5 separate regions of the Homo sapiens genome follow, and all the other regions are linked to region 1. A link is a contact called in ENCODE Hi-C or POLR2A ChIA-PET data. All regions are on one chromosome and are shown on one strand. The core of a region is the stretch at or near the end of the contact, and the rest is flanking DNA. Distances in the headings are between cores, read along the strand shown.

Region 1 (2,768 bases), core at 86-2,585:
TTCCACTTGGAAGCCCATCGCTACCCTCATCCACCTCACTTTATTCTAGCTATACAGCAAAGATCGTCTTAAGGCTGGGTGCAGTTGCTCATGCCTGTAACCCCAGCACTTTGGGAGGCCAAGGCAAGAGGATCACCTGAGTCAGGAGTTCAAGACCCTATCTCTACAATTTTCCCGGTTTGGTGGCACGCACCTGTAGTCCTAGCTACCTGGGAGGCTGAGGCAGGAAGATTTCTTGAGCCTAGGAGCTCAAGATTGCAGTGAGCCATGATCATGCCACTGTACTGCAGCCTGGGCGATAGAGTGAGACCCTGCCCCACCCCCACCAAAAAAAAAGATGGTCTTAAATGTGTCTCCATGAAGTTGTTGCTAATCCCTTCAGCTGGTATAATGTTTTCCTCCTCCGAATGCATCGTTTATGGTATTGGTAGAGTGTAAGTCCTTTTCTGACTATACTGTAATTACATATGTGCATAGCTCATCACCTCTACACAGCCATAAGCTTCTTGAGGGTGAAAACAAGGTTATTCATCTTGGTATCAGCTTGGTCCTAAGCCCGCTTCTCTGTTCACTCTCTTCTCTCCTTAAATGATCTCATGATTTATGACTTCATCCACTCCATCTAAATGCTGATGCTTCCAGCCCAGACCTCTCGGCTAAGCACCAGATCCTACTCACACCACCTACTCCCATAGCCCCGTGGGTGTCTCCAGGCTCCTCGTGCTCGGTGTGTTCAGTGGGAACTCACCGTGATGCCCCCCACCCAACTCAGGCCTCCTCCAGGTTTCCTTTCTTGGTAAATGCCACCCCCATCCCCTACTGGACATCCAGTTTTGCAAGCCAGAATCGAGGAGTCCTCTTGGAACTCCTCCACCCAGCAACATCTATGTCTACTCCATCACCAGGCCCTGTAAGTTTTACATTTTAAATGGTATTCAAATCCCATAACTTTTCTCCACCTCCACTACACCCCTTAATCCAAGCTGTCCTCATCTCTCACCTTGCCCACATCCTCTGCTGGTATCAAAATAGGCTCCCCACGTCACCTGCAGCCTCACATCTCCAGTCCTAGTTCATATGATTTGAATGTCACTTGTTTTGTTAAACTCAAATCTGGCCAAGTCACGCTACAGGTTTAGAATCTTCTGTGACTTCCCATTGATCTAGGATAAAGACCCAAATCCTTAATATAAACTGACCACAGGGCCCAGCATCATCTGGCCCCTGTTTATGTCTCCAGCCTAATTTTGTGCTACTTTCTTTTTTACTCTCAATATTTCAGTCACAGGGCACTACTTTCAGTTCCTCAAAAGCACTGTGCTCTCTACAGCCCTGGGGCCTTCATGCATGCTGCTGCTTCTCACTCTGGCCACCACCTTTGCCTAATAAACTCCTGTTCATCCTTCTAGTCTCAGAACAGATCTCAGCTCCTCAGAGAAGCCTCCCTGACCAGATCTGGTCACTCAATTACATATCCTCATTGTTCTCTGTATTTTCTTTTATTGTATTTAGATTGTTCCATAATTATAGATTTGTGTAATTATTTGAAGGTAGATGTGGCTATTTTGTTTCAGCACATAGATATAGAAAATTATATTAATGACCAGCTACATTTGGCTGCCAATATTGTCAAGATATGTCAAGTTTTTCCGGAGGCTTATAATTTTCACATTTTCCTCTATTTTCTAGTTGCATCAGTAAAAAAAAAAAAAAAAAATTTGAGACAGAGTCTCACTCTGTCTCACCCAGGCTGGAGTGCAGTGGTGCAATGTTGACTCACTGTAGCCTTCACCTCCCGGGTTCAAGCGATTCTCCTGTCTCAGCCCCCTGAGTAGCTGGGATTACAGGCACGTGCCACCATACCCAGCTAATTTCATATTTTTAGTAGAGATAGGGATTGATTCTTTCTTTCTTTCCTTCTTTCTTTCTTTCTCTCTCTTTCTTTCTTTCTTTCTTTTGAGATGGAGTTTCACTCTGTCACCCAGGCTGGAGTGCAGTGGTGCAATCTCGGCTCACTGCAACCTCTGCCTCCTGGGTTCAAGCGATTCTCCTGCCTCAGCCTCCCAAGTAGCTGGGATTACAGGTGCCTGCCACAATGCCAGCTAATTTTTTGTATTTTTAGTAGAGACAGGGTTTCACCATGTTGGCCAGGCTGATCTTGAACTCCTGACCTCAAGTCATCCACCTGCCTCAGCCTCCCAAAATGCTGGGATTACAGGTGTGAGCCACTGCGCCCGGCCTGCATCAGTTAAAATTTTACTTAGCTGCAAGTCACTGAACATAGTGCTTCACCAAATAGGGTTTTTTCTCTTTTTCTCACATTATAGAAGTCTTGAGGTAGGGCTGAGGCAGCTGCTTACAGAAAACAAGGTCCCAGCCTCCTTGTAACTTTTCTCCGCTACTCTTAATGCCTGACTTTCTTCCTCACAATGGAAAGCTGGGCTGCTGCCCCTCCAGCATGGTGTTCATACTCTACACAGAAAGAAGGGGAGGGGTCAAGGGCAAAACATGTGTACTGATTGGACTTGTCCCTTTTTCTCAGGAAAACAATAGGGCTTTCCTGAAAGCCCCACAGAGGAAGCTTCTACGGATATTTTTTGGCCAGACTTGGGTTGTAGACACTTCAGCTTCAAGGGGCTCTGGGGAGGTATGTGATCTTCCATGGGCAACCTGCTGCCCTAAGCCCAGCTGGAGCCCTGTTAGTGAGGAACAAGGAGAGATTGGAGACCTGGAGGCCAACCAGGGTATCTGCCGCTCTACTGCCACAA
Region 2 (2,768 bases), core at 103-2,602, 750 kb before region 1:
ATCTATTAGTAGAGATGAGGTTTCACCATATTGGTCAGGCTAGTCTCGAACTCCTGACCTCAAGTGATCTGCCCGCCTCGGCCTCCCAAAGTGCTGGGATTACAGGCGTGAACCACCGCGCCCGGCCACCTTTCCCTGTATTTCCTATTCCAGTCATCCACAGGGTTCCCCCAGTTCAAACCTTCCTCAGCATGCCTTCCCTCTGTGAACTCTTAACAAACGATATAGCTGCCCCACCCCCACCCCTACACAATCTAGTACCCAATTACACTTCCTGCTAACCTTTTATTTTTTCAATTGTTCAACTATTTTTTCAAGGACTGCACTTTGATTTTTGTTGTTGTTGTTGTTACCCACAGAGCCTAACAGCAAGCCCTCAGATATGATTGGTTGATTGGGGCCGGGCGCGGTGGCTCACGCCTGTAATCCCAGCACTCTGGAAGGCCGAGGCAGGTGGATCATCTGAGGTCAGGAGTTCGAGACCAGCCTGCCCAACATGGCGAAACCCTGTCTCTACTAAAAATACAAAAATTAACCGGGCGTGGTGGCGCACGCCTGTAGTCCCAGCTATTCAGGAGGCTGAGGAAGGAGAATCGCTTGAACCCAGGAGGCAGAGGTTGCAGTGAGCCAAGATCGTGCCATTGCACTCCAGCCTTGGTGACAGAGCGAGACTCCATCTCAAAAAAAAAGAAAAAAGAAAAGAAATGATTGGTTGATTAGCTGAAGTGACCTAAGTCATGCTGGACAGGTGACCAAACAAGCGCTTCCATCCAGTAAATGGTACAAGGCCTCAATTACAAGCCGCATCTTCTACAAGGCGACGCCAATCTTTAAAAATTCCCACATAAAATCTCACTTGAGGAGACAGACAGGAAAAGAGAAACTGCAAAAAAAGGCACAAGTTTTCTCACTTCTAAAATAAAGATGTTTGAGGAACACACAACGAAAGTGCCTGCCAATCGGAAAAAGCCGTCCTAACAAAAGACCTTGGGCAAGTCACTTGGCCTCTCTGCGCCTATCTGTAAGGAGATGATACCCACCGCCAAGTCCAAAGAAGCGATCGAAGAGACAACGGTCTTGAGGCGCCCAGCCGGGTGCCAGGCACGAAGTGAGCGCCAGGGAAAAGGACTGTTATCAGAGCGGGCAGAGATTGAATCCCGCGGACGCGATCTGCCCACTGACCTGCCCTCCCTGGCGGTCCGGACCGGCCCGGCCCCGGGGCTGCGGGTCCTGGCCGCCCCTCGCCACCCTCCGCGGTCGCCTCCCTTGGGCCAGCTAGCAGCTGAAGCGAAGCGCGGCGCTCGCGTCGGCCGAGTCACACCATCAGGTGTGGATGCCGCTTCCGGGAGTTTGAATCCCGCGGCTGCAGGGCGGGGCACGTCACTGCCGGCAGGGCGCGGCCCGCAAGAAGGAGGAGCAGCGCGCGCGCGGCGGGGACGCGGCTCCCCGATTGGCTGCCGCCTTTGAAGGGCGGAGAGTAAACCTGAGGGCGGGCCGAGAAGTGGCTGGGGCCGCGGGGCGGGACAGAGGGCGGGAACACTTCCTCCCGGGCCCGCCAGCTAATTCTGGGATCGGGGGTTCTCTGCGGGCTTAGACCTAAACAAGCTTGGTGTCTCGCAGTCAGGGGCTGGTTTTGTGTTTATACGCTTTTAGGAGAAAGCAAATTACTATTTTTAATGGGATAAAACCAGTGACGATGGACCGAGACGAACTAGTTCTGCGCTCTTGAGCATAGATTCTCCCTGTGTGAAGTGCGGCCCCTCCTGCCCTGGGACAACGGGATTTCACAAAGGAGCACAGCCCCCTTGTCATCCCCTCGGGTCTCACTCTGTCGCCCAGGCTGGAGTGGAGTGGTGCAATCATAGCTCACTGCAACCTCAGTCTCCCGGGTTCAAGCGATCGTCTTGCCTCAGCCTGCCGAGTAGCTGAGACTACAGGCGCACGCCACCACGCCCGGCTAATTTTTTATTAAAAAATTTTATACAGACAGCGGAGTGGGGGGGGGGGGGGGTGGTCTCACTTTGTTTCCCACTCTGATCACGAACTCCTGCCTTCAAGTGATCCTTCCACCTCGGCCTCCTAAAGTGCTGGGATTACTGCCAAAAATCAGCAGCACAGCAGGGAGTGTTAACGGGAGAGATGAGAGGCACGCCCAGGTTGAACGCTGAGATTATGAATGCTAGCGGACCGGCTTTCAGACCAGACTGCTACCCTCCAGCCTGATATCTATCTATTGATCGATTCTAGCTCTTGATTAGCCGCTTTGAGAACGTTACTGCTGAGAGAAGAAGCACATGAAATGTTTAGCAGGGCCTCCCTTTCTCTCCTAGACCCAGCATAAACTCGCTGGAGATTTAAAACAGTAGATACACAGTAGCAAAACATCCTAGGTACACAATATTGTACAAAGGTTATAAACTCTAGATTAGGACTTTCTAGATTTAATTCCTTACTGCCCTGACTAGATGTGTCTCCTTGGATAAATTTATTTAACCTATTTGAGCCTCGGTTTCCCGATGTGTAAAATGATGCAAATAATAATATTTACTTCACAGCTCGGTTATAAGGATTAAATGAGGAAATCCGGCCAGGTGGAATGGCTAATTCCTGTAATCCCACCACTACGTGAGGACGGGGAGCGAGGATTGCTTGAGGTCAGGAGTTGGAGACCAGCCTGGGCAACACAGAGAGATCCACTCTCACCCCACCCAATCCCTGTCTCTAATTTTAAAACTTTAAAATTTTTTTACATGAAAGAAATTCATGTA
Region 3 (2,768 bases), core at 76-2,575, 640 kb after region 1:
GCTCTGAAAACCTGAAAGTTAAAATAGCTGGATAGAAGTATTAGAGGGAGTAGTTGTGACGGGGAGAGCGCTCAAAGGGCAGAGTACGCAGATGTTTCTGAGGCAGTCAGAAAAGCCTTTAGAGAGGTGTTGACTTGAGTCTTCTGAGCATAATATTTAATTGATAATGGCTTTATTAAATCAAATATAGTGCAAAGATATACATAACCATTTTCATGGGGCAGTTTATGCATGCTGTATTTCTGCACTGAGTGCCCTTATGAAACAGTATACCGAATTGTTCGAATTGTTCATCAGTAACTGAAGTTCCCAAAGGAGTTGTAAAGCCTGTAGCTTCCTTGCATCAGATAATAGGCTCTGCAGCCTGGTGATGGGGGCAGGAGTTTCCTTTTTGTACCTGGACTGTTTCCTAAACCTGAGGGTGGACTTGGAGCATCCAAGGAGGATGTGAAAGAATTTCCTAGGGTTACTTTTGGCTCCCTGTCTAGGAAGAATCCTGGCTATTTTGATGAAGATTTTCTATTTCTACTTGGAGACTACTTGTATCTAGGGAATGGGAGGAATAGTCTGAATGTGAGAGTTACAGCTTTTTGCCTTGAGGCCTGACGGAGGTCTGACTGAAGCCCCCAGAGCTACCCAGGATATAGTCTTACTAAGGCTAAAGACTCCTTTCTCTCCACTACCCCCAGAAGATGCAGGGAAGGCATCTCTTCCTCTTCAGCACTTGAGAATAATAGATAGCATCTAAACTCCTGAAACTGGCTGACCTATTTGTTAGGGAGCTATGTGGTCAAAATTACGTTGAAATGAGATGCCAATATCAGTGTGCTGTAAAGAGTCTAAACCACAATTATTGTTGTGGCTCTTAGTTTTGGTGATTAATAATAAACCAACTCCTTATGCCATGGAAGAGATAAAGATGCCTCACAAACCACAAACTAGTTTGTTTGTTTATTTATTGAGACAGAGTCTCTCTCTGTCACCCAGGCTGGAATGCAGTGGCATAATCTCGGCTCACTGCAACCTCTGCCTTCCAGGTTCAAGCGATTCTCCTGCCTCAGCATCCTAAGTAGCTGGGATTTCAGGCACATACCACCACGCCCAGCTAATTTTTGTATTTTTAGTAGAGATGGGGGTTTCACCAAGTTGGCCAGGCTGGTCTCGAACTCCTGACCTCAAGTGATCTGCCTGCCTTGGCCTCCCAAAGTGCTGGGATTACAGGTGTGAGCCATCACACCCGGCCACAAACTAGTTTATTTCTGATATTGCTGGGGCAATCCAGTCATTTTGTGAAGTCTGTGATGCTTAAAATAGAATTGCTGACAGCTGGGGTGGGTCTGAGTTCATCACCACTACAACTGAGCTGTTGCAGCTGTATGTCAGCAGACCTAGGTTTAGCTGACTCATCCTGGCTATTAGGATGAGCTGGGGTGCTGCTTCTTGTTGGGGAGAGCAGTCCTGATGGTTCTGCAGTATTGTTTTTCCAATTTATGTAGACTAAAAGGATTGTAGGATTGGGGAGAGAAAAATGGAGACTTTTTTCCTAAAGAGCTTGAGTTTGAACGGTACTGAAAAGAGGAAAAGGAAAAAAGAAATCAGAGTATGGGGGAAGTAGCTGAGCTCTGAACCAGGTCCTTTTTGGGAAAAAGAACATACGGCTTTGAGGGGGTCTTTGGTCAGATGGTTTCCCGAGCTGGCCACCTGATTGCACTGTTGACACCGAATGGTTTGCCATTTGGAACTGCCTTGAGATGAACAGATGAAAATGAAATCCTATGCAGTAGGATGTTCATGTGATGGGTGTTGTAACCTAAAGAAGGGACCATACAGAGTGAGATGTTAAAAATGAGCTTGACGATATGTATAGGTAGATGAATATCTAAATACTAAATTGTAACTGAGAGAACTCTAGCTGTAGGGATATGTGGTTATGTTGAGAAATTTGAAGTCTTGAGGTTTGTGTTAAAAACTGTTCTTGGCCGGGCACGGTGGCTCACGCCTGTAATCCCAGCACTTTGGGAAGCCGAGGCGGGTGGATCACGAGGTTAGGAGATCGAGACCATCCTGGCTAACAGGGAGAAACCCCTTCTCTACTAAAAATACAAAAAATTAGCTGGGCGTGGTGGCGGGCACCTGTAGTCCCAGCTACTTGGGAGGCTGAGGCAGGAGAATGGTGTGAACCCGGGAGGCGAAGCTTGCAGTGAGCCGAGATCGTGCCACTGCACTCTAGCCTGGGCTACAGAGCGAGACTCTGTCTCAAAACAAAACAAAAAAACAAAAACCATTCTTATTGGCTGGGCGTGGTGGCTCATGCCTGTAATCCCAGCACTTTGTGAGGCTGAGGTGGGCGGATCACCTGAGGTCAGGAGTTCGAGACCAGCCTGACCAACATGGAGAAACCCAGTCTCTACTAAAAATACAAAAAAATTAGTGGGGCGTGGTGGCGCATGCCGGTAATCTCAGCTACTTGAGAGACTGAGGCACGAGAATCACTTGAACCTGGGAGGCAGAGGTTGCAGTGAGCAGAGATCGTGCCATTGCACTCCAGCCTGGGCAACAAGAGTGAAACTCTGTCTCAAAAAACAAACAAACAAAAAAAAACCTATGTTTTCTCCTTGCTGCTGGGGGGAAACAAATATGTTTTCTCCCTGTGGCAAGGGGGGAAAACAAAAACAAAAAATTGTGTTTTCTCTTATCCTGTAATTAAATTAGATACAACAAAAATGTTTTCCTGAGACAAGGGCTGGTTCTGTCGCCCAGGCTGGAGT
Region 4 (2,768 bases), core at 178-2,677, 600 kb after region 1:
TACTCCTTACCAAAAGAATCGTATCTATTTCTTAAATAATCTTAGAGGTTCCTACAAGTGAAACCATATTTTAAATATTTTCTGTACCTTACTTTCTTACTAAAATCAGAGAACATTCCTATTTTTAGAATCTTTCTATTTGACATAGAAGTCACCTTAGTTTAATATGAGATACTTTTCTTCCAAATTCTTTATGTCAAGTTTATTGGCAGTGAAAGGAAATGAATTATAGTTAGAAACACACTTTGCATGATTAAAAGTGAATAACCAAATGTACACCCAAGCAATGGTATTTCACTTAGTAGGTTTCACTTCCGTAAAGATGCTATAGAAAACAACCCTCAAAACATTTTTTTAAACTAAAAAGACATGTTTTGTGCTCTTCTGGTTTTCTGATTGCAATATTTTTTTCTCTTTTGCTAAGATTCTTTCTTTGTTTTGTAGATGAGATCACTGCCAGCTTTCGCAGGTTTGGACCTCTCGTAGTAGACTGGCCTCACAAAGCTGAAAGCAAGTCTTATTTTCCTCCTAAAGGTAATGCTCTTAAAATGTTTCCACTGCTTGCCTGTTGGAGAGATAGCATGACAGTTCAATAAAAGGCAGCCTTTTAACTCTTGAAATAGCTGTTGAATTTTTTCCCCCAATTAGGAAAACATTTTAATGTTGATCATCCTTTTGTGTATTATGTTTCCACTTAGAGACTCTTCCCCTGAAGCACACTGATTGTTTCATGGCACCGATTTTATTGACAGTGAGACCCTGGAAGTCTGTTGTGGATGAGCCTCCTGCTAATTTTCATTATTTTGAAAGGAAAGATCTAGGGTTTTGAGGAATGTCAGCAATGGTAAAGGAAAAGATTATTTAGGGTCAGATTTTATTTGTATTCCATAGCCCTGTGGTTTTATAGATCTTGTAAACCCCAAACCTGGGAAACCTAGTGGCTAAAGAATGGCATTGTACAAAATTATCTTTATCCACATCTGTATATTAAGTGACTTAGCCTGTTTGGGAGCAGAGGGCAAACTAGCAAAAGACACTCCATATGACCTTGCTTCCCTGATTTTTGGGGAGGCTCATTTGATAATTTATGAGTGCATGAAAATATATTGCTTTGTTCATAGTTTGTCATTTCTGCAGAATCTAGGGAACTTTACTGGTGATATTCATTTGGGTGTGTTCCTAGATTTATATAGAAGAATGTTTTGGGTTAAAGGTTTTGTTTGTGTTACATTCTGTAGATATGCTTCAAGGATACATTTCATTTCAGAAAAATGGCTTTTTGATACGTATTATTGTGTAATATTACTCAGCACAAAAAGATGAAGTGAAAATACTTGTCCTTCCTGTGCCTCATAAATGAATCAAATTATAGCTTAACCTGAGGAAGGCAAGTGGCTTCCTTTTATGTCCGGTTTGTTAGGTTTCATTGTCAGTTGTACTTCTCCAATTCTCACTCTCTTCATAACCCACAAAAATAAGTTAATATAGAGGGCTGTTGCTTGTTCTTTGTTTTTTTTTTTTTTGTTTTTATTTGTTTTTTTTTTTGAGACGGAGTCTCACTCTGTCGCCCAGGCTGGAGTGCAGTGGCGTGATCTCGGCTCACTGCAAGCTCCGCCTCCTGGATTCACGCCATTCTCCTGCCTCAGCCTCCCGAGTAGCTGGGACTACAGGCTCCTGCCGCCACGCCCGGCTCATTTTTTGTATTTTTAGTAGAGACAGGGTTTCACCGTGTTAGCCAGGATGGTCTCGCTCTCCTGACCTCGTGATCCGCCTGCCTTGGCCTCCCAAAGTGCTGGGATTACAGGCGTGAGCCACCATGCCCGGCCTTTTTTTTTTTGGTATGTTTTCTTATCAATTATTTATTATAACCATATGAATAATTCCAGTTATTATTTTTATTTCAATAACTATTATTATTATTTTTTATTATTATTATACTTTAAGTTTTAGGGTACATGTGCACAATGTGCAGGTTAGTTACATATGTATACATGTGCCATGCTGGTGTGCTGCACCCATTAACTCATCATTTAGCAATAGGTATATCTCCTAATGCTATCCCTCCCCCATCCCCCCACCCCACAACAGTCCCCAGAGTGTGATGTTCCCCTTCCTGTGTCCATGTGTTCTCATTGTTCAATTCCCACCTATGAGTGAGAACATGCAGTGTTTGGTTTTTTGTCCTTGTGATAGTTTGCTGAGAATGATGATTTCCAATTTCATCCATGTCCCTACAAAGGACATGAACTCATCCTTTTTTATGGCTGCATAGTATTCCATGGTGTATATGTGCCACATTTTCTTAATCCAGTCTATCATTGTCGGACATTTGGGTTGGTTCCAAGTCTTTGCTATTGTGAATAGTGCCGCAATAAACATACGTGTGCATGTGTCTTTATAGCAGCATGATTTATAGTCCTTTGGGTATATACCCAGTAATGGGATGGCTGGGTCAAATGGTATTTCTAGTTCTAGATCCCTGAGGAATCGCCACACTGACTTCCACAATGGTTGAACTAGTTTACAGTCCCACCAACAGTGTAAAAGTGTTCCTATTTCTCCACATCCTCTCCAGCACCTGTTGTTTCCTGACTTTTTAATGATTGCCATTCTAACTGGTGTGAGATGGTATCTCATTGTGGTTTTGATTTGCATTTCTCTGATGGCCAGTGATGGTGAGCATTTTTTCATGTGTTTTTTGGCTGCATAAATGTCTTCTTTTGAGAAGTGTCTGTTCATGTCCTTCGCCCACTTTTTGATGGGGTTGT
Region 5 (2,768 bases), core at 104-2,603, 530 kb after region 1:
TGAAATTAATTTTACTAATATATTTTATTTAACCTCTATATGTGAAATGTTATTTCAACACATGATCAATACAAAAATTATTAATGAGATGTTTTACTTTTTTTTGTACTAAGTCTTTGAAATCCGGTGGGTACTTTACAAATACAGCACATCTCAGTTTATTCTAGCGACATTTCAAGTGCTCAATAGCCACATGTGGTTAGTGGCTACTATATTGGACAATGAGGATATATTGTTTTAGGCTGGGCAAAGTGGCTCACACCTGTAATCCCAGCACTTTGGGAGACCGAGGTGAGTGGATCACCTGAGGTCAGGAGTTTGAGACCAGCCTGGCCAACATGGTGAAACCCCATCTCTATTAAAAACACAAAAATTAGCTGGGCAGTGGTGAGTGCCTGTAATCCCAGCTACTTGGGAGGCTGAGGCAGGAGAATTGGTTGAACCTGGGAAGTGGAGGTTGCAGTGAGCTGAAGTTGCACCACTGTACAACTGTCTTGTTGTACACTGTCTTGTTGTACCACTGTCTTGTTGCCTGGGCAACAAGAGTGAAACTCCATCTCAAAAAAAAAAAAAAAAAAGAATTTATTGTCTTAAAACATATATGTTGGAGCTGGGCACGGTGGCTCCTGCCTATAATCCTGGCACTTTGGGAGGCCAAGGTGAGCACATCACTTGAGGTCAGGAGTTCAAAACCAGCCTGGCCAACATAGTGAAACCCCGTCTCTACTAAAAGTACAAAAAATAAAAATAAAAAATTAACCAGGAGTGGTGGCGGGTGCCTGTAATCCCAGCTTCTTGGAAGGCTGAGGCAGGAGAATTGCTTGAACCCTGGAGGTGGAGGTTGCAGTGAGTCGAGATGGCACCACTGCACTCCAGCCTGGGCAACAAAGTGAAACTCCGTCTCAAAAAAAGAAAAAGATATATGATCTTAGAACATATATGTTTGAGCTGGGCGCAGTGGCTCATGCCCATAATTCTAGCACTTTGGGAGGCTGAGGTGGGCGGATCACTTGAGGTCAGGAGTTCAAAACCAGCCTAGCCAACATAGTGAAACCCGGTCTCTACTAAAAATACACACAAAAAAATTAACCTGGTGTGGTGGCGGGCTCCTGTAATCCCAGCTACTTGGGAGGCTGAGGCAGGAGAATTGCTTGAACCTGAGAGGCAGAGGTTGCAGTGAGCCAAGATCGCGCCACTGCACGCCAGCCTGGGCAACAGAGCGAGACTCTGTCTCAAAAAAAAAAAAAAAAAATTATGATATATGTTTGAATGAGCTGTTGTTTAAAACAATTTGAGCTTAGATAGTTTGTGTTCCGTGTCATGATTTGGCACAGTTTATCTGTTCTGAGTCATAGTTTCTGTTTCTATGTGGTTTCTGTTTCATTTCTCACTTTCATGCATAAATCTGTGATCTTCCATTAGCATGCCATTATTAATACACATATACAGAGATATAATCTATAATTTACAAAGACAATGTAAGAGTTTTCTTGGATACTTGATAAATTATCTACCAGACTAAGCCTTCACTTCCAGTAGGTATTGTTTCATCAAATTTTCTAAACAAAAATTGTCTAAAAGTGGCTGAATGCTTATATTGTTCCACCAGTTTTTATTTTATGTGGTGCTTTCTTTATAGCTGACAAAAGCATTTTACATATATTCTCACTTATAAGATATTTCATGGTATTTTCTTTGAGCTTTCATGTTTATAGCTTTTATTTATTGATTTATTTTTTGAGATGGAGTCTCACTCTGTTGCCCAGGCTGGAGTGCAGTGATGTGATCTCAGCTCACTGCAACCTCTGCCTGTATTTATATATGTACCAGGCTCAAGCGATTCTCCTGCCTCAGCCTCCTGAGTAGTGGGATTACAGGCATGTGCCACCACGCCTGGCTAATTTTTGTATTTTTATACAGACTGGGTTTCATCATCTTGGCCAGGCTGGTCTCGAACTCCTGACCTCAAGTAATCCGCCCGCCTTGGCCTCCCAAAGTGCTGGGATTACAGGCATGAGCCACCACGCCTGGCCATATTTATAGCTTTAAATGAAATTGTTTTTATTTAGTATAGATGTTATCAACACAATTATAACATTATTCAAATGAAGAGTAGTTGTTAAAGTCATCATATATCCATTGGAATTGAATTATACCCTCAGTTTTTCCAAGAGACTACAGATTGTTCAATAGTTTATGTATTACCCCTTAAAGTGTGTATGTGTGCGTGTATGTTTATATTTTTCTTCCTTTCTTTTGGTTTCCAGCAACTTTCCTATCCTGCATTATTTCAAAATAATTGCTATTAATTTTTTATACACATTCAGTTCCACTTAGTTGAATGGAATATATTTGCCACTTTCCTTTTTCACAGTTTCATAGTTTGCTGCCTGTAAATCATGCCTGATTTTACTTTGGTTCATTATTACTCCTTCATGAAGACAGAATTGAGGTCCCTTCTGCTTCCATACCATAGTTGATGACCACCTTCATTTGTATCTTTATAGCATCCAGGTGAGGTAGGCATTATTGTTATCCACATTTCTCAAATGAGGAAACTCATACACAGGGAGATTAAATAACTTATTCAATTCTATTGAAATTTGAGTGCTTACAGTGTGCTGTGATTTAAATCTTTTTATTTTTATCTAACTGCAGAGCGGCAGAGCATTATAATTCTGGCTACTACAGGTCATCCCAATGAAAGACTGATTATTTTGGGTATATAATTATATAAATAGTGAGTTCTGTCTGCTTTTTCCTTTTCA

Evidence for each region. Hi-C counts contacts between places; a loop is a spot of excess contacts on that map. ChIA-PET counts read pairs that join two places held with the same protein, here RNA polymerase II (POLR2A). Pooled maps may share reads with other maps.
Region 2: a loop to region 1 is called in a pooled map, with 4 times the contacts of the local background. The contact joins the promoter of CEP55 here to the enhancer-like site in region 1. A Hi-C loop is called at or near these places in 3 of 37 single-sample maps with no recorded cell type and 6 of 50 pooled maps. POLR2A ChIA-PET finds 5 or more read pairs at or near these places in 2 of 52 experiments (GM12878 and activated CD4-positive, alpha-beta T cell).
Region 3: a map with no recorded cell type shows a loop between it and region 1 (22-fold over the local background). The contact joins two enhancer-like sites. A Hi-C loop is called at or near these places in 9 of 37 single-sample maps with no recorded cell type and 5 of 50 pooled maps.
Region 4: a map with no recorded cell type shows a loop between it and region 1 (12-fold over the local background). The contact joins two enhancer-like sites. A Hi-C loop is called at or near these places in 27 of 37 single-sample maps with no recorded cell type and 5 of 50 pooled maps. POLR2A ChIA-PET finds 5 or more read pairs at or near these places in 1 of 52 experiments (activated T-cell).
Region 5: a map with no recorded cell type shows a loop between it and region 1 (17-fold over the local background). The contact joins two enhancer-like sites. A Hi-C loop is called at or near these places in 9 of 37 single-sample maps with no recorded cell type and 5 of 50 pooled maps.

Annotation. Positions count from the first base shown.
Region 1 is chr10:92,740,963-92,743,730 of GRCh38, reverse strand. No RefSeq gene overlaps it. Among named protein-coding and RNA genes, the nearest start is that of HHEX, 52 kb to the right of the region's middle. RefSeq lists an enhancer at 924-1,263. Within about 2 kb of position 1,335, at least 4 of the 41 ENCODE cell types and tissues checked have a DNase peak (open chromatin) inside an H3K27ac peak, as active enhancers do.
Region 2 is chr10:93,495,196-93,497,963 of GRCh38, reverse strand. CEP55 (centrosomal protein 55) reads right to left here and starts at 1,352. Exons shown (of 9, transcript NM_018131.5): 1 at 1,041-1,352. RefSeq lists a silencer at 1,024-1,533.
Region 3 is chr10:92,100,100-92,102,867 of GRCh38, reverse strand. The region is part of intron 7 of CPEB3 (cytoplasmic polyadenylation element binding protein 3); the gene reads left to right. Among named protein-coding and RNA genes, the nearest start is that of BTAF1, 180 kb to the right of the region's middle. RefSeq lists an enhancer at 1,168-1,467. Within about 2 kb of position 1,325, at least 9 of the 41 ENCODE cell types and tissues checked have a DNase peak (open chromatin) inside an H3K27ac peak, as active enhancers do.
Region 4 is chr10:92,140,795-92,143,562 of GRCh38, reverse strand. It overlaps CPEB3 (cytoplasmic polyadenylation element binding protein 3), which reads left to right. Exons shown (of 10, transcript NM_014912.5): 6 at 445-534. Among named protein-coding and RNA genes, the nearest start is that of CPEB3, 150 kb to the left of the region's middle. Within about 2 kb of position 1,427, at least 7 of the 41 ENCODE cell types and tissues checked have a DNase peak (open chromatin) inside an H3K27ac peak, as active enhancers do.
Region 5 is chr10:92,210,021-92,212,788 of GRCh38, reverse strand. The region is part of intron 2 of CPEB3 (cytoplasmic polyadenylation element binding protein 3); the gene reads left to right. Among named protein-coding and RNA genes, the nearest start is that of CPEB3, 80 kb to the left of the region's middle. RefSeq lists an enhancer at 1,288-1,457. Within about 2 kb of position 1,353, at least 7 of the 41 ENCODE cell types and tissues checked have a DNase peak (open chromatin) inside an H3K27ac peak, as active enhancers do.